2 separate regions of the Homo sapiens genome follow, and region 2 is linked to region 1. A link is an interaction called in ENCODE POLR2A ChIA-PET data of the cell type or tissue named here. Cell type or tissue: OCI-LY7. All regions are shown on one strand. Each heading gives the region's core, and the rest is flanking DNA. Links, peaks and the distances in the headings are about the cores only. Region 1 has its middle 12 kb from the start of PSMD14. Region 2 overlaps TANK (TRAF family member associated NFKB activator).

Region 1 (10,189 bases), core at 1,399-9,398:
CAAAGGGCTAATATCCACAAATTATAAAGAAGTTAAAGAAATTTACAAGAAAAAAATCAACCCCATCAAAAAGTGGGCAAAGGATATGAACAGACACTTCTCAAAAGAAGACATTTATGCAGCCAACAGACACATGAAAAAATGCTCATCATCACTGGCCATCAGAGAAATGCAAATCAAAACCACAATGAGATACCAACTTACACCAGTTAGAATGGCGATCATTAAAAAGTCAGGAAACAACAGGTGCTGAAGAGGATGTGGAGAAACAGGAACACTTTTACACTGTTGGTGGGACTGTAAACTAGTTCAACCATTGTGGAAGACAGTGTCGCAATTCCTTAAGCATCTAGAACTAGAAATACCATTTGACCCAGCCATCCCATTACTGGGTATATACCCAAAGGATTAGAAATCATGCTGCTATAAAGACACATGCACACGTATGTTTATTGCAGCACTATTCACAATAGCAAAGACTTGGAACTAACCCAAATGTCCATCAATGATAGACTGGATTAAGAAAATGTGGCACATATACACCATGGAATACTATGCAGCCATAAAAAAGGATGAGTTCATGTTCTTTGTAGGGACATGGATGAAGGTGGAAGCCATCATTCTGAGCAAACTTTTGCAAGGACAGAAAACCAAACACAGCATTTTCTCACTCATAGGTGGGAACTGAACAATGAGAACACTTGGACACAGGGGCCTGTTGTGGGGTGAGGGAGGGGGGAGGGATAGCATCAGGAGATATACCTAATGTAAATGATGAGTTAAAGGGTAAGGCACACCAACATGGCACATGTATACATATGTAAGAAACCTGCACGTTGTGCACATGTATCTAGAACTTAAAGTATAATAAAAAAAGCATAAAATAAAATAAAATATTTAAGGGTAGCAACTTTAAAAAGATAAAATGTATCACTTACAAACTACATAAACTGATCTATAGATTATATGCAACAATAATGACATAATGCTTATTAAGTATCTTACAAATATTAAGTCATTTAATCCTCACAACAACCCTACTATTATAACTGTCCCCATTCTGGCTCCAGAATTCAAGCTCTTAGTACCCTGGTAATAATTTATACATAGTAGTCCTCACTTATTGGCAATTTTGTGACTAACCATGGTCTGAAAATATTAAGTGAAAATTTTCAGAAATAATTCTTAAGTTGGAAATCGTGTACCATTCTGAGTGGTGTGATGAAATCTCACACTGTCCCACTCAGTCTTACCCAGACAGGAATCACCCGTGTCCAGCGTCACCATGCTGTAAGCTGTTCATCACCTGTTCATTAGTCACTCAGCAGCCATACTGGCTATAGATGGACTGTTGTGGTATCACAGTGCTTATGTTCAAATAACTTTTATTTTATTTAATAATGGCCCCAAGATGCAAGAGTAGTGATGCTGGCAATTTGGCTATGCCAAGCAGAAGCCATCAAGTGCTCCTTTTAAGTGAAAAGATGAAAGTTCTCAACTTAACAAGGAAAGAAAGAAAATCATATGCTGAGGTTGCTGAGATCTACAATAAGAATGTATCTTCTATCTGTGATATTGTGAAGAAGAAGAATGAAATTTGTGCATCATAGATGCACAAATATATATATATATGGCTTGGTATTATCTGAGGTTTCAGATATCCACTGGAACATATCCCCCTTGGATAAGGTGGGGGGACCACTGTATGTCTTATGTGATTGCAAATGTAATAGATGACAATTTTTTTACACAGTTGGCAATAAAGAATGGTAAATGTGACATGCAAAGTTAAACAAAAAGCTAACCATTTGTGTACATAACGGAAAGTCTTCACATTAAAAAAAAAAAAAACAGGACTACAAGATGTTTGTACTTCTTGGTCATTGGTGAATGGCAGAATGGGGAGAGAGCAGAATGGGGAGAGGTAATGCATTCCTAAAACTTAAGTACCAGAAACTAGAAACAGATTCCATAATATGGACAATTTTTTTTTTAATTTTTTATTTTTTTCTGAGACGGAGTCTCACTCTGCCACCCAGGCTGGAGTGCAGTGGTGCAATCTAGGTTCATTCCAACCTCTGCCTCCCAGGTTCAAGCGATTCTTCTGCCTCAGCCTCCCGAGTAGGTGGGATTACAGGTGCGCACCACCATGCCCAGCTAATTTTTGTATTTTTAGTAGAGACAGGGTTTCACCATATTGGCCGGGCTGGTCTCAAATGCCTGACCTCACGATCAGCCTGACTTGGCCTCCCAAAGTGCTGGGATTACAGGTGTGAGCCACCACGGCCGGCTGATATGGACAATTTATTACATGAGAAAGGTGACATTGCAAATCAACAGGATAAAGACAAATTGCTTAATAAATGGAGGAACAGCTAGGTAGAAACCTCGAAAAATGTGAAGTTGGAGCCCTTATACTAAAATAAATTCTAGATCGCTGAAGGATTTAAATATGAAAGTCTTTGAAGAAGGAAGAGATGTTTTAAAAGTTTTACACTATAAAATGTTTTTCTGAATATACACAACCCAGAAGCAAAAGCAAAGCCATTAAATGTTTTTTGAAACTTTTATACAGCAAAAAATAGCACAAACAAATCTGGAGAGGGCTCCAGGTTTTCCCACCCACCACCTTAGCAGAGCAGCTCTGCATTTATCTGTTTTATATATTGGTGCCCTATGTAAGATTCCATTTGACAAAATGTTCCATTGCTAGAATAAGAGTGAGAATAAGAATAAGAAGTTAAACAGCGTTCTCTCTGTACACTGAGGACCAAAGTAGTAAATGACTTAAAGTCACAAAGGTAGCAGCATAAGGTTTCCAGACTTTTTGTGCTGCTTTTTTTTTTCTTTTTACTACCCTTTTGGGAAGATTAAATGAAACATTGGACTAGCCATTGAAATAAATCCTTTTTTACACTAACCAAATTAACAGCATATTGGGTTTTTGTTTTGTTTTGTTTTGAGACGGAGTCTCACTCTGTCTGCAGGCTGGAGTGCAGTGGCGTGATCTCGGCTCACTGCAACCTCTGCCTCTTGGATTCAAGTGATTCTCCTGCCTCAGCCTCCCGAGTAGCTGGGATTACAGGCACGCACCACCATGCCGGACTAATTTTTGTATTTTTAGTAGAGACGGGGTTTCACCATGTTGGCCAGGATGGTCTCCATCTCTTCACCTCATGATTCACCCACCTTGGCCTCCCAAAGTGCTGGGATTACAGGTGTGAACCACTGCACCCTGCTGGGGTTTTTAGTTTGTATAGTTCTTGGTAGTTTTGATTGGTTTTAAATCTTTCTCATGTGTCCCATTATTATTTAATTACTTATTACAGCACTACAGAGTCCATATGCATGCAGGTTAGAAAAAAACTGAATAGATTTAAAAATGTATATATAATATACATGATTTTTTAGAGTTATTTTTAAATTCCTCCAAGCATTTCAAAATTCATTAGAAACATTTTACCTACTAGTGAAATCTGGCATAATGCATTGATGTCATCCAAATTTCCAAAGCATTTTATTATAAAGTGTCACCTTTGAAGCAATTCCATAGCATAGATACCATGGTTAGTATTATAACTCAAGCAAGCCTTTTTGCATTCTAGTCTCATTAAAGTTGCTTTATGAAAAAATATATAAATGTATATATAAGATTTGATGTTGTATTATTATATTTAAATGTTTTTCAGTCGGAACAACTAATAGCTCAATTGCTCTTGTTAAGCATTCATGGCCCAATTATGTTTTTTTGTTTTTTGTGTTTTGTTTTGTTTTGTTTTGTTTTTGAGATGGACTCTCACTCTATCACCTAGGCTGGAGTCCAGTGGTGCAGTGGTGCCATCTCGGCTTACTGCAACCTCTTTCTCCCGGTTTCAAGCTATTCTCCTGCCTCAGCCTCCAGAGTAGCTGGGATTACAGGCATGTGCCACCATGACTGGCTAATTTTTGTATTTTTAGTAGAAATGGGGTTTCACCATGTTGGCCAGGCTGGTCTTGAACTCCTGATCTCAAGTGATTCACCCACCTTGGCCTCCCAAAGTGCTGGAATTACAGGTGTGAGCCACCACACCCAGCCCAATTATGTTTTGAAGCACAAAATAAAAAGTTATCTCTCATTAAAAAAAAATCTTCCCTTTACTTATTAATCAAGTTTTTTGTAGTCTCAGAATTACCACTTTCACTCCTTTTGATTCAACAGCTGAGATTTTAAAAGCTACCATTTATCTGTAAAAAATTATTGTCATTTTGTGAATAAATACCAAATTGTCTCTATGAATAGGTTCATTTTCACTCAATTGTTAGGAAATGACTGTTCTACAATAGCATCTTAAAGCATTAAGATTATTGCTTAATTTATTAAATTCACAATAATTACATAAAGAAATCACAAAATGCTCAGAAAACTAATACAAAGATTAGAAAAGGTTTATAGTGAACTAGTCTACAAATTAAATAAGTTCATTATAAAAATAGTCATACTCTAAAAATATGACTCTTTATAGACTCAGTATCATCCAACAAAGATGATCTTGTTGAAACTACCTCATTAGGGGCTAAGAAGCTTTTGAAGTTTAACTAGAGCAATATTCTCTGACACCTAACAAATTTCTGTTTAATCTTCATGTTTGTAAGTGGATCAAGTTTATTTTATAAAAAGTTTAGAAACTTTATGTAAGTCCTAACCAATAAGTCACAAATATTTTGCTCTTAAAATGTGCTTAAAAGTATACTTAAACCAGGTGTGGTGGCTCACACCTGTAATCCCAGCACTTTGGGAGTCTGAGGTGGGTGGATCACCTGAGGTCAGGAGTTCGAGGCCAGCCTGGGTAACATGGTGAAACGCTGTTTCTACTAAAAATAGAAAAAATTAGCCGGGCATGGTGGCACGCACCTGTAATCCCAGCTACACAGGAGGCTGAGGCAGGAGAATTGCTTGAACCCGGGAGGCAGAGGTTGCAGTGAGCCGAGATCGCGCCACTGTACTCCAGCTTGGGCAACAAGAGTGAAACTCCATCTCAAAAAAAAATACACTTTGTTTTTTTTTTTTTTTTGAGATGGAGTCTCGCTCTGTCACCCAGGCTGGAGTACAGTGGTGCGATCTTGGTTCACTGCAACCTCTGCCTCCTGGGTTCGAGGAATTCTCCTGCCTCAGCCTACCGAGTAGCTGGGATTACAGGCATGTACCACCAGGCTCAGCTAATTTTTGTATTTTTTTTTTTTAGTAAAGATGAGGCTTCACCATGTTGGCCAGGCTGGTCTCAAACTCCTGATCTCAAATGATCCACCCCCCTCGGCCCTCCCAAAGTGCTGGGATTACAGGCGTGAGCCACTGCGCCCGGCCTCACTTAAAGTATTTTTAAGAGTAAAAATCCAGTTTGAGGATTTTATTTATTTATTTTTTGTTTTTTGGCTTTAAAGTATTTATTTTTAGTTTTGTAAATTATTTTTTTTTCTAACTTTTATTTTAGGTTCAAGGTGTACATGTGCAGATTTGTTACATGGGTAAATTGGGTGTTGAGAGAATTTGGTGTACTGATAATTTTGTCACCCAGATTATCAGCATAATACCCAATAGGTAGTTTTTCAATCTCACCCTCCTTCCATCTTCAACACTCAAATTGGCCCCAGTTTGAGGATTTCATGGAATTAAGAAAAATATTTTTTACTCCAATTCTTAATGAGTGCAAAATTTTATGCAAACAGTAATTGAGCATGTTGAAGCAAAACCAAATGACAATACCATACTTATCTGAATCCTGGAATAAAAACCAGTTTGTTAAGTCATTCAGTAGTGATTTGATGTAGTTGTCTTAAGCAATAAGGCACATAAACAGTGTATCCAAGTGATCACTGATGTTAGTTCAAAAAAAGGTCTCCACGATGTATATGTGCCACATTTTCTTTATCCAGTCTTATCATTGATGGGCATTTGGATTGGTTCCAAGTCTTTGCTATTGTGACTAGTGCTGCAATAAACATACATGTGCATGTGTCTTTATAGTAGAATGATTTATAATCCTTTGGGTATATACCCAGTAATGGGATTGCTGGGTCAAATGGTATTTCTGGTTCTAGATCCATGAGGAATCGCCACACTGTCTTCCACAATGATTGAACTAATTTACACTCCCACCAACAGTGTAAAACTGTTCCTATTTCTCCACATCTTCTCCAGAACCTGTTGTTTCCTGACTTTTTAATGATTGCCATTCTAACTGGCATGAGATGGTATCTCATTGTGGTTTTGATTTGCATTTCTCTAATGACCAGTGATGATGTATAACTATGTAACAAACCTGCATGTTCAGCACATATATCCCAGAACTGAAAGTAAAATTTAAAAAAATATATATATATTTTTAAAAAAGGTCTCATGGTGGTGCGCTTCTGTAATCCCAGCTACTTGGGAGGCTGAGGCAGGAGGGTCACTTGAGACCAAGAGTTTAAGGCCAGAAGGGTAATATAACGAGTCCACCATCTCAAAATTTAAAAAAAAAGAAAAGTCATAGTCCTGAGATACTGGGCTGTAAGGTCTCTCCCCTCTTCTACTTTCTTTGGCTGCCCTGCATCCTAATAATTTTAGGGGAGGTACTTTAGCTTCTTTCATCTATACAACTTCTTGAGTAATAAATGGAAGATAGGACATTATTATTAAAAAATTGGTTACCTCCTCATTCATCTTTTTTCAAAGCTCTTAAGAACGAAAACACTTTTTTTTTTTTTTTTTTTTTTTGGTGACAGGTCTCACTCTGTCACTCAGGCTGGAGTGCAATGGCATAATCATGGCTCACTGAAGCCTCAATCTTCCAGGCTCAAGCGATCCTCCCACTTCAGCCTCCCAAGTAGCTGGGACTACAGGCATGCACCACCATGCCTGGCTAATTACTGCATTTTTGTGTAGAGACAGGGTTTCACCATGTTGCCCAGGCTGGTCTCAACTCCTGAGCTCAAGCGATTGGCCCACCTGGGTCTCTCAAAGTGCTGGGATTAGAAGCATGTGCCACTGTGCCCAGCCCTGAAATACTATATTTTATCCTTATAGTTGATAAAGCCTTCTTTATTTATAATTAATAAAGCTCTTCATAATTATCATTCTGTGTCTTCTATGGAATAGAGGACATTCAGTATTTTTCTTGAAATAATTTAGCATTCATTTGAATTCATCCCTTAGTCTTATTTTCTAGGTTAAAAACCCCAAATTATTTTCATCTTTATTCATGTGTTCTATTATTAAAATAATTATTATTGTGGCTTTTTCTTTGTGATAAAGTGTGGTGATAAAAGTTAGATATAAAATTCTAAAAGAAGCCAGTGTGGTGGCTCGTGCCTGTAGTCTCAGCAATTTGGGATGCTGAAGTGGGAGGACCACTTCAGCCTGGGAGATCAAGGCTGCAGCGAGTCGTGATCACCCACTGCACTCCAGCCTGGACGACAGAGTGAAACCCTCTTTCAAAAATTTTAAAAAGAAAAAAAAAGAAATCATATCACAGGTCTGATATGTTCTTTTTGTATTTTTCTATTATACATCAAAATAAGTATATTCCCATTAATACAGAAAATGTTCATGAATCATCTGAAATTATCTTATGTACCGCCTGTGGTACTCATGACAGACAATAAGAAATTCACTTTATTTTGGTTTTGTGTCTCAATCACTTTAGACAATGAGTAGATACATCCAAAATAATGGACAGATCAGACTCATATGGGCATCTTTATTACACTACACAGTTCCACACTCCATCCCCCAAATATGAGTTTCCAGGATTGGTGGAAAGTTTGTTTGGAAAATTTCCTTAGTTATTTGCCAATATAATGAACAGACCTGTGACTTCTCAAGACTCACTCTGAGTGTAGCATCCCTGGAATAGCATTCCAATCTCATTGGCCTGCAAAGCCCATGTCTGTCTGGCTCAGAAAGGAGGTGATCATATGCAATCTTAAGTGTCAAACACAATCTTTCTTTTTTTTTTGAGACAAGGTCTTACTTTGTCACTCAGGCTGGAGTACAGTGACACAATGATGGCTCACTACAGCTTCAAACTCCCTGGGCTCAGATGATCCTCCTGCCTCAGCCCCCCAAGTAGCTGGGACTACAGGCATGTGCCCCACACCCGGCTAATTTTTGGGTTTCTTTTTCTTATTTTTTGTTTTTGTAGAGAGAGGGTTTCATCATGTTGCCTGGGCTAGCCTAGAACTCCTGGGCTCAAGCGATCTGCCTGCCTTGGTCTCCTTTGCTGATTACAGGCGTGAGCCACCATGCCTGGCAACACAATCTTAAGTGTCACTGAAACTTAATATTTCACTTGTGTTCACTTTAGAAAAAAATATGTAACACACAAGGAAATGATATTAGTTGCATATAAATTGCTTCCCTCCCCCAAATCCCACATACTGGTTACTATGAATTTTGAGTTCTGCTACTAACTACATTACCTTTCCCATGTAACATATCCTCATTGAGTTTCATTTTACTAAGCGTGAATGAAGAGTTTGAAAGCATGCAAAAAAGGATAGCTAACTCTAGAGGAAAAAATGTGCCCAAGTCATGAATTGGCATATCAGAAAAGAAAAAATATAAATGGCCAACAAATATGAAACACATTCAATCTTATTAGTAATTAGAAATATGCAAATTAAAACAATATATCACTCTATTTTCATTAGATTATCAAAAATAAACAAGTCTAACAACACTGTTAGTGATGGCACAAAGTAATCAGATATTTTGAACATCACATTGGAATACAATTTGGTACTATCTAGTAAAATTGACATGTCTGTCTTAGAATCTAGCCATTTTACTTCTAGGTATATATTCTTGAGAATCTCTTGATCTGACACACCAGGGGACACACAGAATATTCATAGCAGCATTGTTCATAATAGCAAAAAATTGGAAACAACCCAAATGTCCATCAACTGGAGAATAGATAAATAGTGACAGCCATGTAACAATGAAAAGTCTGGAGAAGAGAGATGCACAGACAATAGAAATCTGCAAGTCTTCAGCACGTAGATGGTAATTCAGACTTTAAGCCTGAAAGAAATAATCCATGGAGCCCTGTAGCGTGAGAAGAGAAATGGGTGAAGAGTGACAGAGGAAGAGGGGCTGAGATATTCTTCTCAAAAAAGTAGAGTAGAGGAAATAAAGGCACATAAAATCTTTGTTTTAATAATAATCTGATACCAGTTTCCTTTTTCTATTGTAGATTGAATGCTATTTTCTGTGTCTTCCTTAATGTTTTTTTCATTCAACATCTTTTTGTAAAGAGGAAAATTGTTTTGTAATATAGTCACCCTCTTTTTTTTTTTTCTTAATAATATACTGGGCCAGGTGCGGTAGCTCATGCCTGCAATCCTAGCCTTTTGGGCGGCTGAGGCGAGTGGATCACTTGAGGTCAGGAGCTCAAGACCAGCCTGGCCAATATGGTGAAACCCCATCTTTACTAAAAATACAATACTTAGCCAGGTGTGGTGGTGTGCGCCAGTAATCCCAGCTACTTGGGAGGCTGAGGCACAAGAATCACTTGAACCCAGGAGGCAGAGGTTGCAGTGAGCCAAGATGGTGCCACTGCACTCTAGCCTGGGCAACAGAGTGAGATTCTGTCTCAAAAACACAACAAATAAAGAATATACTGGTTTCTGAACTTTAAGGCAAACCAATTTGTGATCATTTGATTTACTCTATATATTTTATTCACTTTACTAGAATATAGTAAATTAAATTCTAGAGCCTTCTTGAAAACAGAGGTTATGCTTCTTGCCCAGTAGTAACTTGAATATATACTCTGGATTCTGATTTACCCACTATATGGTGTTCTTTCCTTGTAGATGCTAAGGCAATTCTTCATTGAATTATTGGATCAAACAGTTGAAGAAAACTAAGGAAACTACTTGAAGAGATTACATTTTATTGACACCAGGGACAGATTACATCACCAAAAAAAAAAAAAAAATTTTATGGCAATATCAGTAGTGCCTTTTAAATTAAATGACAAATTGGAAGTGTTTAACAACATATGGTTGCTTTTCCTTGACATATATGATTAAGAATATATCTCTTTATCAAAATGTAAAATACCATCTGGCAGAAGTAACAATTATTCTATTGGCCTTATACATTAACTTAATTCACTGTACTTTAATATGTAAATATTTTCCTATTTTTTCTTTTTCTTTTGCTGGA
Region 2 (10,189 bases), core at 1,163-9,162, 58 kb before region 1:
CTTACTATTTTATATAAATAAGAATTATCTTTAATAATCTTTTATTTTTGGCCATATCAATTTCCCATTACAGTGATTTGTACTTTTTTGTTTAAACTGAAAACATTAAAATTAGAATCAAGTTAACTCTAACTAGATTTTTGTTTGTATGCTCACAATTTTTACTACTTTTATCAAAGAAGTTTTTCCAGAGAGTTATTTTACCCTAAATTTTATAACATTTATTTTAAATATTACTATTTTTGTAATAAAATTGACATTTCTTATGAAAGGAATTGAGTCAGCATTATTATAAGTCCTCCATACTGATATTTGAATGTGTCTGGGTGCCTAGACAGACGTTGTATATTTACACCAATTGTACACAGCTGTCCAGTAAACTGTTCATAAGAAGACAGTGATGTCGTGAAATCCAAGTGCTTCCATTAGTAATATACTGTTTATGTAAATGATTGGTTAACCAGAATGAAAGAAGTTAGGGGAAATAACAGTAACACTTGTCAGGTGCTAGACTAGGATGTGTGACTTTAAAAACATATTAGTAATAGGAGGATAAGGGGTCTCTTTAAATTTGACTTTATGAGATGATTCTTCTTAAAATATCAGAATTTAGCTGTGTCAGAGGAATTTACCTGTGTCCACATAAGAAATTTTAAAAAATAATTTGGTTTACACAATTCAGGAAAATATTTTCCAGTTAACAGACATCTATTGTGTAGCTATTATTAAGCTAAATGCTATTTCTTGTCCTTCTAGAAATTTAAAAAAAAGAATAAATGCAGTTATGAAAGGGTATTTATGTGCTGGTTATAGTGGAGGTGGTTCTGTTAGATTATGACTTTCCATAATTCTTTAACCAGGCAACTATTGACGAGTTTCACTTTATTCAGCCACAAGAATGAGTAAGGCCAAACTACCTATTATATAACAGAAGCAAAGTAAGAAGTCAAAACACTGCATGTGTTAGATTTTGTTGAATGATTAAATATTTGTGTTTTTAAAAACAAAAGATAACATCAGTGAAATTTGTTCAGTAGTTTAAAAGGAAAATTTTCTTTTTAAAAATCAAAATAATGCTGATTCATGTATGATGTATTCACTGTATTTGCTTATAAACAGTAGTGAAATTGATTTTGATTAAGACGCAATGCACACACACATCATGTCTTGTGTACTATGTAATTAATAAAGCCCCTATAATTTAAGGTTTTTATTGTAAAAAACAAAAGATAGAATTTAATTTAAAAGACCAGAGTATTAGCTATTGTTCCAAAACTACTGCTGTTGTGATCGAGTATTAAAAATTGCATGCTAAAGCTGCAATCTTTTTAAATATATAAAGATAAAATGCATGACTGTGTGTGTCCCAAGTGACTTTTAATCAAAGTTTAGTTGTGCCCTTTATGAAACCACGAATTGAGTCATGTCATGCTAACTTTACGGAAAAGTAATTTGCTTTTATATTAGGGAATTCAATATATATGCCCATGCGTAACTCATTCAGAAATTCAAATTTGAAGTCCAGTGCTATTTGAATTTAAACATAAGTAACAGATATTTTTGTTTGTTTCCTGCAGCCCATTTGGAAGCCCTTTCCTAATCAAGACAGTGACTCGGTGGTACTAAGTGGCACAGACTCAGAACTGCATATACCTCGAGTATGTGAATTCTGTCAAGCAGTTTTCCCACCATCCATTACATCCAGGGGGGATTTCCTTCGGCATCTTAATTCACACTTCAATGGAGAGACTTAAGACACATTTGAAAACAGACATATCAAGTTCTATGTGATGATTTTGGGTTTTTAATACTATAAATACTTGATTGTAAACTAAATTCAAGATCATTTATAGGAAAATCTAGTTTCACAGCTATTTGAATTTTTTTCTGGATTTACTATATAACTCTTATTTTTTAAAAGATCATTCTGTTCTTTCAAGGAGAAATAAGCCTAAAAGAAGAAAAACAAAAAAAATTCTGTATAAAACTGTAATCCTTTGTATTCATGTTTACAGTGCTATTACTATAATTCAAAATTATGTATGTGACTTAGAGTTATATAATCATAATTTATGTTTATTTCAAATATCTAAGTTTATTGCTTGGATTTCTAGTGAGAGCTGTTGAATTTGGTGATGTCAAATGTTTCTAGGGTTTTTTTAGTTTGTTTTTATTGAAAAATTTAATTATTTATGCTATAGGTGATATTCTCTTTGAATAAACCTATAATAGAAAATAGCAGACAACATAAACATCTTTGTAAATATCAAACCTAATACATTTCTTGTCCAGTGATAAAACAACTGGTAGAATTATTTAAACACTTTAGATTTTTAAATAATATACATGGCTTTAATTTTTACTGTGTGTATAGCTACATGATGAAATTAATTAAATATTAAGAGGTACTTATGTTGTGATCATTTGTATGTCCTTTGTTCCTGAGTAAAAAAAAAAAAAAAAAAAGGGAAGGAAGGAATCACATTTTTAGGGAAGTTTATAAAATTCATGTTTTCATTTCAGTAACCTAATAGAATGGTGATGACCAGATTTGGTGGCATTTATTACAATTAGTGAATCACTTTGAATTTTAGAATTATTCTTCAAACTAAACTTTCTAAAGAAACATTTGTTTTTAACGGGAGAAAATCTAAAACCCTGCAAGGACTATCTATATTTGTTAACTTAGATTAGAAATGTTCATATTCTTGTTGAGAAATTTGTTATTCATTGTTAGCAGCCTGATTGATGGCCACTGAAGACATTTGAGAGAGTGGATACCAAATTCAGACGGCTGCAAAATTTGTTTAAAATGAGACTTCCCTTTCATTTTTATTCCCTATGATTCTCGCCTTATAGGTTTCTGTTTTCCCCTGATTCTTAAAAGTGTTTAAGGCATGGCTTCCATTTTATGAAGTAAGCATTGATTTGCAACTCTCAGAAATTTAAGCCTTCTTGAAGCAAGTGCTTTAAACTAGAGGGTGTGGGATGGGGGAATTTGAGCAGGCCTCTGTGCCACAGTGAAGAACCTTAACTTGTGGAAGAATGAGAGTGGTGCCTCGACTTCTCCTGGTGCCAAGCACATCATATTGACATGTTCCTCACCAGGGTGACAGTAATTATTAGGTATTCACTGCGAAGGGTTCTGAGGTATGTACATCTTTCTTTCATTGCCACTAGGGCTGAATGGAAATGCCTAGACAATTATCCAAGTTTCTTCCCTTCCCCCCACTTCCCGCCCACCCAGCCTCCCTTCTCCGCGCGCGCGCACACACACACACACACACACACACACACACACACACACACACAAAATTAAAAATAAAAACTTCCCAGCGTGTACCAGCCAGAATATACCACTGTACCTATCTGGTGAAAGGGGATTCTTTTTTTCCCCTGTCCTTTTCTAGATGGGAAGACTTTCTCTCAACACAGTTGACATCTACTAGCTTGCTGACAACCAGAGGAAACTCCGTGTCCCAGAAGGTGACTCAAATTAAAGTGTACCATTGACCTTCCTCCCCAGCCCATCCTTTCCCCGCCCCCACCACTTTTAGCAGGACTAGCAAACTCGGTTTTCTTCTGGATTCCAGCGGCACCCTAAGCTCCACGTGGTGAGGGACATAGACCCTTTGGGGCCACAGGAAAGGCAGCCTGGAGAGCAGCCCCCTGCCCTGCTCTACAGAGGGAGCGCGGGTCACCGCTCTAAAGGTGGAGTGGGCACCCGCCAGGTCTCTCCCTCTGTCTCATGACTGAGTCGTGCAGGGTCTGGCTTTTGGCATCTGCTAAGCGTGGCCGGGTAAGAACAGCTCCCAGGTAAAAAAGCTGCACACGCGAAACGCCGAGTCTGAAAAAACCACCCCCGCCGAGGCGAGGCAGTTGTGAGCGGGATGCCTGAGAAGTGGGAGGTGAATGTCCTCGGGAGGGCCCCCCCGGTGCAGCTTTCCCCGGAGGCTGAGGCTGCTGCCAGCGGGGACATCTGCTTTCTTACACTCCAGCCTGGCTCACCCCGCCCCCTCAGCCCCGGGTTGCGTGGTTATTTTACCAACACGGGGGGAGGGAGAGCTCGAGGAGGTAGAAAAGGGGTGGATAGAAGCTTAGAAGATTTTCTTCCCACTCCCCCCACGTCCCCTCCTTTCGTCACATCTTTTAACCTTCAAGGTAAAGACTTAAGGAAACAATAAGCGTGTCCGCTGGCTCGCAGGCCCGCCGGGGTTCTCGGGCGCGGGGCCTTGCCCCTCTCCATCCTCCCTGAGTCCTTCCCCGAGTCGGGCCGTGCTTCGGCGGTTCGGCTGGGCGCAGGGGCCGGCCGGGCGCGCCCAGCCTGTGGCGCCTCCTCTCCCGGGCTGCTGCCTCGACAGCTGCTTGTAGCTACAGTAATTAGACTGTCAGTGCTTGTTAGAGGAGAGAGGGGAAAACACGCTTCTGACAGCAGATTCCAAGACTCCCCAGTTTGTTAATTTCTAAGAGATCTTTAAAGCATTAATTGAGGTCTCCCCAACTCTCCCCTCCCGTCCCTCTCTGCAACTCCTCCCTTCCCAAAAATATCTTTAGGAGAAGCGAGTTCTCTCGGCGTGGAAGCAGTGTTTCCCGCAAAACTGCCAGCCCGCCCCCCGCTCACGCACAGACACCCAATTTCCCATATACAGATAAATGCACACATGTATACGCGAAAGGTTAACTCGGCGGAGGACTCGCCCAAATAAGCACCGGGATTGCATTTAAAATAATAATAATAAATAAATAAATAAACTAGGAAGGAAAGCGGGGGGAGGGAAGCAGAAGTCGGGAAGAAAAGAGAAAAGCAGCAGGCTGATTACGAGGTGTCAAAACTGCCAGGAGCAAGAAGGTGATAGCAATCAGGGGTGAGAAGAGTGCGGCATTCGTGCGGGGCAACTAATTATCCGTCTCATTTGAGAAGAGCAGCATTTGAGGCAGCAGCGTTCGCCTGCTGAACGGTGACAGATTGGCGCGGAGGAGAGGGGAGGTGTTAAAACAATGGAGCCGGGCGCGCGAGCGCTGCTGCATGCTAATCAGCCCTCCCTCCGCCTGCCTGCCGCGCTCCCTCCTTCCTCCCGGCCTCCCTCCTCCGCGCTCCCTCCTCCCGCCTGCGGCGCTCCCTCCTTTCCAGCGGGCCCCGCGCCGCCGCCGCCACCCGCTTCCTGCTCCCTCGCTTTCCCGCGCGTCCTTCCCGCCGCTGGCGAGTGGAACCCAGCCACCGCCACCGAGTCCCTAGCGGGCCAGGAGCCCCCGCGCGGCCCCCAGCGCCGGCCCGGTGGAGTGCAGCCCCGCGCGGGCTCGCCCGAGGGCTCGGCCTGCGCCGCGCGCCCACTCCCCGGGGCGGTGGGGCGAGGACCCGCGCTCCGGGATCCACGTACTGGGGAAGCGGCCGAAGAGCCTGCGTTCTCACGCCCACTCGCTGTCTGGTGAATCGACCGCGTCGGCCAGCGAGCGCGACTGGGAGTCCAGGCGAATTCAGAAAGGGCTAGGGCCAGCCAGGGGTGAAAAGAGTGACAGGGCCACAAAGGCCAAGAAGGGCTCCAGGACTGAGCGCAGATCTCCTGCCCTGCCCGAGCGTGGCCGCCACCCCGAGGCCTCCAGCCGCCCCCAACCCGCCCTGCAGTGGCCGCGCCCCGCTGGCCTGCGGCGAGTCGGCGAGGTCAGCGCCCCCCGCCACGCCTCGCGCGCTGCGGCTCTTAGACCCCTGGAGCCCCTTTTTTGCCAGAGCTACCGGTCCACGGTTTAAATGATCGCAGCGAAGATACATAAAGGGCCTTAGCATTAGCTGTGCTTCCAAGGCCTGACCTCCTGACCCCAAGACTAGATTAAGGGGCCGTCTGGGCCTCGAGAGTTCCCTCGAAAGACCGTCGCGGGGAGAGAAGGGCCTGGAAAGAAGCGGGCCGCGCTCCCCCCTGCCGCGAAGACTGTGGGGCAGATGGGGGCAGGACCTGATCTGGAGGCCCAGCTCCCCGCCTGGCCGCTCTGTTCTATACTCTGGCCCGAGACAAGCTAGTCAAAAACAGCAGCGCCCTGGCCGCCCCTCCGACAAAGAGCCCATCGGAACCCGAGTCTGCTGAAAAAAGCCTTTCATACCTGTTGATGCAGGCGGGGACCTGAGATTTCATACAACCTCCTGTTACTTTTTGACCGTAAAAGCTGATTGTTGCACTTAAAAGGCACTTTTATTCCTACCATTAAAATATTTTTACTGTTACGGGTTTACATAAACTACCCTTATAAACATCATAAAACTTCCTTCCCCGTAAGCCATAGATGGACCTCCAGAGTAACTAAAAACCTGTGCAGTGTAATTGTTTCTTCTGCTGACCCCTACCTTTGCATAACTTTATACACACCATTGTTCCTTTTTAAAAAATCAATTTAAAATAAGGTTTGCTAAAGCTCAGTCATATATACACAAAGGTTTCATTTATATTATTCTGCTTTGTAATATTTCATGATAAAAGTACACAAAAATGAAATTAAAATGAGTAAATTTTGGTATTTTTATACCATCCTCATTGATCCTAGTCATGTGAAAAACTACACAAGTGCAGAGTGAATCATTTTTCCTTTTAGAATATGCCCAGGCATACCAATAGAATAGCTGAATGCAAACTTCAGATCTACTAAAATCATACAGAACGTTTTAAAGTTTTTAAGTTGAAAAATCTTAGAAGAGTTACATAAAGGATTTTGTGTAAGTAAATGTTAATGCTTTCTGCTTTCCACTCTTTGGAAAACCACTAAGCAGGCCTCTGCCCTTGGCATATACAGACTTCTTGATGCTACAGTATTAGCTGGCATTTGGAAAATTCCCTTGTGTCTGAATCTGTTAAAATAGCAACCTATCTAACAGCAAAACAAATTTTAACTTTATATTTATTCATGTAAACGTGGAGATTCAGATGTTCCATCAGCATCAAAATTAAGCAATTTATTAACTATTCACCAGCCTTTGCTTCATTAACCAATTCTGTAGAAGCAATGTCTCTCTAAAGCTGTGAATCTACAGAGCTCAAACAAATTTAGTTCAATCCCATGTTGTTATGTATCTCACCAAATTATTTATCTTCCAATAACTTGGTTTATACAGGCTTAGTGTAATTTCCTCTCAGTATACAGACCTCACAAATTTGCATGACTGTTTTAACGGTGTATTTACAGATAAGTTTTTATTTGCACATAAGGACAAAAAGGTGAAGTGAAATTTGGTCCCAATGGAAACCTGTTAGGTTCCCTGAACATATGGCTCATTGGGCTGTTACTTCCTTTTTGAGATCATTTTCCAAGATTTTTTAATATATACATCAATTTGACACCAGTTATAAAGAAAATATATTGGCTTTGAAGATTCCTCCACCTGGGGCATATCTCTTAATAACACACCATGTAGTCAGGTGTACCTCTGAATATACAGGTTTCCAGTCTCTGAAAACGGCATATTTTGAAATCAGTCAGAGCTGCCAGTTGATTTACACTGTCTTTGAAATTAAGTAGTTCTTTGGATTCTTAGAATGCCACATTGATTTGATTAATACAGTTTAGGGGTGACTAAAACTCTTTTTTGGAAGGCTGTGCATTTGGAATCCACAGTATTACAATGATTTCTCTCAGCAGATACAAGTGATGTAAGTCTCATTTGTTGAAAGTGTGTGGTGCCAGCTTAAGACTTAAGGGGAAAATCACAGCACTTTGAAAAAGATGTAAATGTTCAATTGGTAAAAAAGGGGAAAAAACCGTGCTAAAACATGTGCCTATTTCCATTATGCTTAATTTACTATTCAAAACAAGTTTTTCCTAATAAGCTCTATTGTTTCTTTCTGTTTTGTAAAATTTAATATGTGTGAGACAAAAACCAGATTCAGAATGTGAATGAAGTCTGTTTAGCGAAAGATTGTGGGAGCTTACAGTTCAAGAAGGCCTCAAATTAAAAGAAACATCATCTTCTATCACCAAAAAGATACAAAGAAGCAAGTTTCTTGGGTCATTTCTAGGACCAGTTCCTAGATTGCCAACTTCCTCCATCCTCAGAGCTCCTCATGGATGAATTCACACACTTTAAAGTGCACCAAGCACTAGAATATTCAGAATGATTATGCCACGTTTATTTACTGCATAGCTGTAGCTTTCATCTTATTGTAGTCCTCTTTTCTCTGAAGCATCAATCCCCTAATAGGACTGAAGTAAGTTCTCAAACATGTTATCCCCTTGTCCTGACTATAGAGGGTTATGTCTATCTCAAAATCACTCACACATTTTCAGAGAATCTGTACCTGATTATGCAACCCTTTGACGTTTAACCCATCTCCCATGGTTGAATGTCCCCTTGGAATCCAGAAGGCCTGGATATCCTGGCACTTGCCCATGTGTCCTTTGTTGTTTAGGGCTATACCATGAATACATTCAAAAACTATCTTGTTAATATCCTTTGGAAGGACTGTAAAAATAATGACTTTTCACTTTAAAATAATTCAAGGAATAGTTGTTTTTAAAAGAAAATGTTAAAGACTGCCTAATTCAACTTTCTTTTTGTGTGGACAAAACAAACAATAAAGAAACAAACAAAAAAACCCCACTGTATCTAAAGAGAATAAATGAGTCCCTCACACCTACTCAAATAGTTGGAACTCAACTCAAGCTCTCCTGTCTTTTTCAAACTATTGTTTTTTCCATAACCAGCCCTTACCTCAAATAAAATACAGTGTTTCACTGACTTTGTACTTTGTTTCAGAGGAAGCCTAAGTCCTATCCAAAGTCTTTTTACACAAAAGAATAAACCACAGAGAGAGTAGGGGGCCTGACATTACCTGACACTGGAGTGGGGTTTATTATTTAAAGTTGTCGGCCAGGTGAGGTGGCTCACGCCTGTAATCCAAGCACTTTGGGAGGCCGAGGCAGGCAGATCACCTGAGGTCAGGAGTTCGAAACCAGCCTGGCCAACATGGTGAAACCCCATCTCCACTAAAAATACAAAAATTAGCTGGGCGTGGTGGTGCATGCTTGTAGTCTCAACTACTCTGGAGGCCGAGGCAGGAGAATCGCTTGAACCTGGGAGGCAGAGGTTGCAGTGAGCCGAGATCGCACCACTGCACTCCAGCCTAGGGGACAGAGCCAGACTCCATCTTAATCAATCAATCTATCAATCAATCAATGTTGTCAGTTTATCACCACTCTAACAAGGGCCCCAGTCCATTTCTGCTTGGAAAAGAGGCACCTTAACCCACTGGGTGTTGAGCATCTCTCTGGCCTGCTCCAATGAGGGAAGAGCAAGTCATGGAACATATTTTTGTAGACACAAACTAACATGAGAGAAGATAAAAAATGATTTGTACCTCTAGAGTATGGAGTTAAACCATACCATAACTGCCAAACCACAGTGCTAAGTTTTTTAACAGTCTGAATTCTAGGTTAGAGTTTGTCTGGGGGAAACAAAATAGCTAACCAGCACGAACTGGAAGTGAGCTTATGTATTTTCTAAAACTATTGATCTGGAACTAAAACATTATCTAAACCAACCAAATACTTCATTTGGTTCCAGACCTGGCCTTCACTGTCTGGAGATGGCTGTGCAGCTCAGAAGGAAGTCTCGGCCTTATATTATCTTCCCCTGAGAGTATTGGTGAATCAACTCTGAAAACAGCACTCATTAGACAAATAGTTTCTCCATTTGCAGCTGTTAAATAGCTCTACCCGCCAGTGATAAAGGGGCATCCTGTGTGGGTGTACTCAGACCTCTTCAAGCAACTGGCTTAAAAGGAAGGCTAGCTCACTGGGGATCCAAAGTATCAGTAAGGGTGATAAAGCTTGCTTGAAAAAGCTCTCTCTAACTGGGGCTGGGGAAGCAATGCAAGCAGCAGGCTTTCTCCAGAAAGCAGCTTTCTAACTCCTCACCCTCTCACACACACTTCAATATACAAAGACCCACTGTTTTGTTGCGTTTTTCCTGAGGTTTTACCTTTGGCACTGCAAAAGCCTTTTCTTTCAGCATCTGCAAGACCCTATTGGATGAGATCTATTTCTAGGTTAAAGCCTTTGATACATTTCAAAGCAGACTTTGCCTTTAAAGTTCTCAACTCAACTCTTTTTTTTTTTTCAAAATATACTAAATACCAATGGGTAACGTGGCTCTATAGTCAAGGTTTAGAAAAAATATATGCACTAATGCCGACATGGGAACCACTGTAAC

Evidence for each region. Peaks named below come from ENCODE experiments on the same cell type or tissue, not always from the same donor. Only the 100,000 strongest peaks of a DNase experiment are listed, where the experiment ranks them.
Region 2: POLR2A ChIA-PET joins it to region 1 with 6 read pairs; 7 of 35 experiments call an interaction of 5 or more read pairs at or near these places.

Annotation. Positions count from the first base shown.
Region 1 is chr2:161,291,434-161,301,622 of GRCh38, forward strand. No RefSeq gene overlaps it. Among named protein-coding and RNA genes, the nearest start is that of PSMD14, 12 kb to the right of the region's middle. In OCI-LY7, for the core only: no CTCF peak of the experiment used is centred there; no DNase peak of the experiment used is centred there.
Region 2 is chr2:161,233,765-161,243,953 of GRCh38, forward strand. It overlaps TANK (TRAF family member associated NFKB activator), which reads left to right. Exons shown (of 8, transcript NM_001199135.3): 8 at 1,578-2,466. The coding sequence ends at 1,754. All of the region lies in intron 3 of PSMD14-DT (PSMD14 divergent transcript), which reads right to left. Among named protein-coding and RNA genes, the nearest start is that of LINC01806, 5.9 kb to the right of the region's middle. RefSeq lists silencers at 353-422, 5,008-5,377, 5,468-5,537 and enhancers at 4,620-5,176, 9,325-9,404, 9,425-9,534. In OCI-LY7, for the core only: no CTCF peak of the experiment used is centred there; DNase peaks (open chromatin) are centred at 4,317 and 5,007; H3K4me3 peaks cover 1,580 bases; H3K27ac peaks cover 31 bases.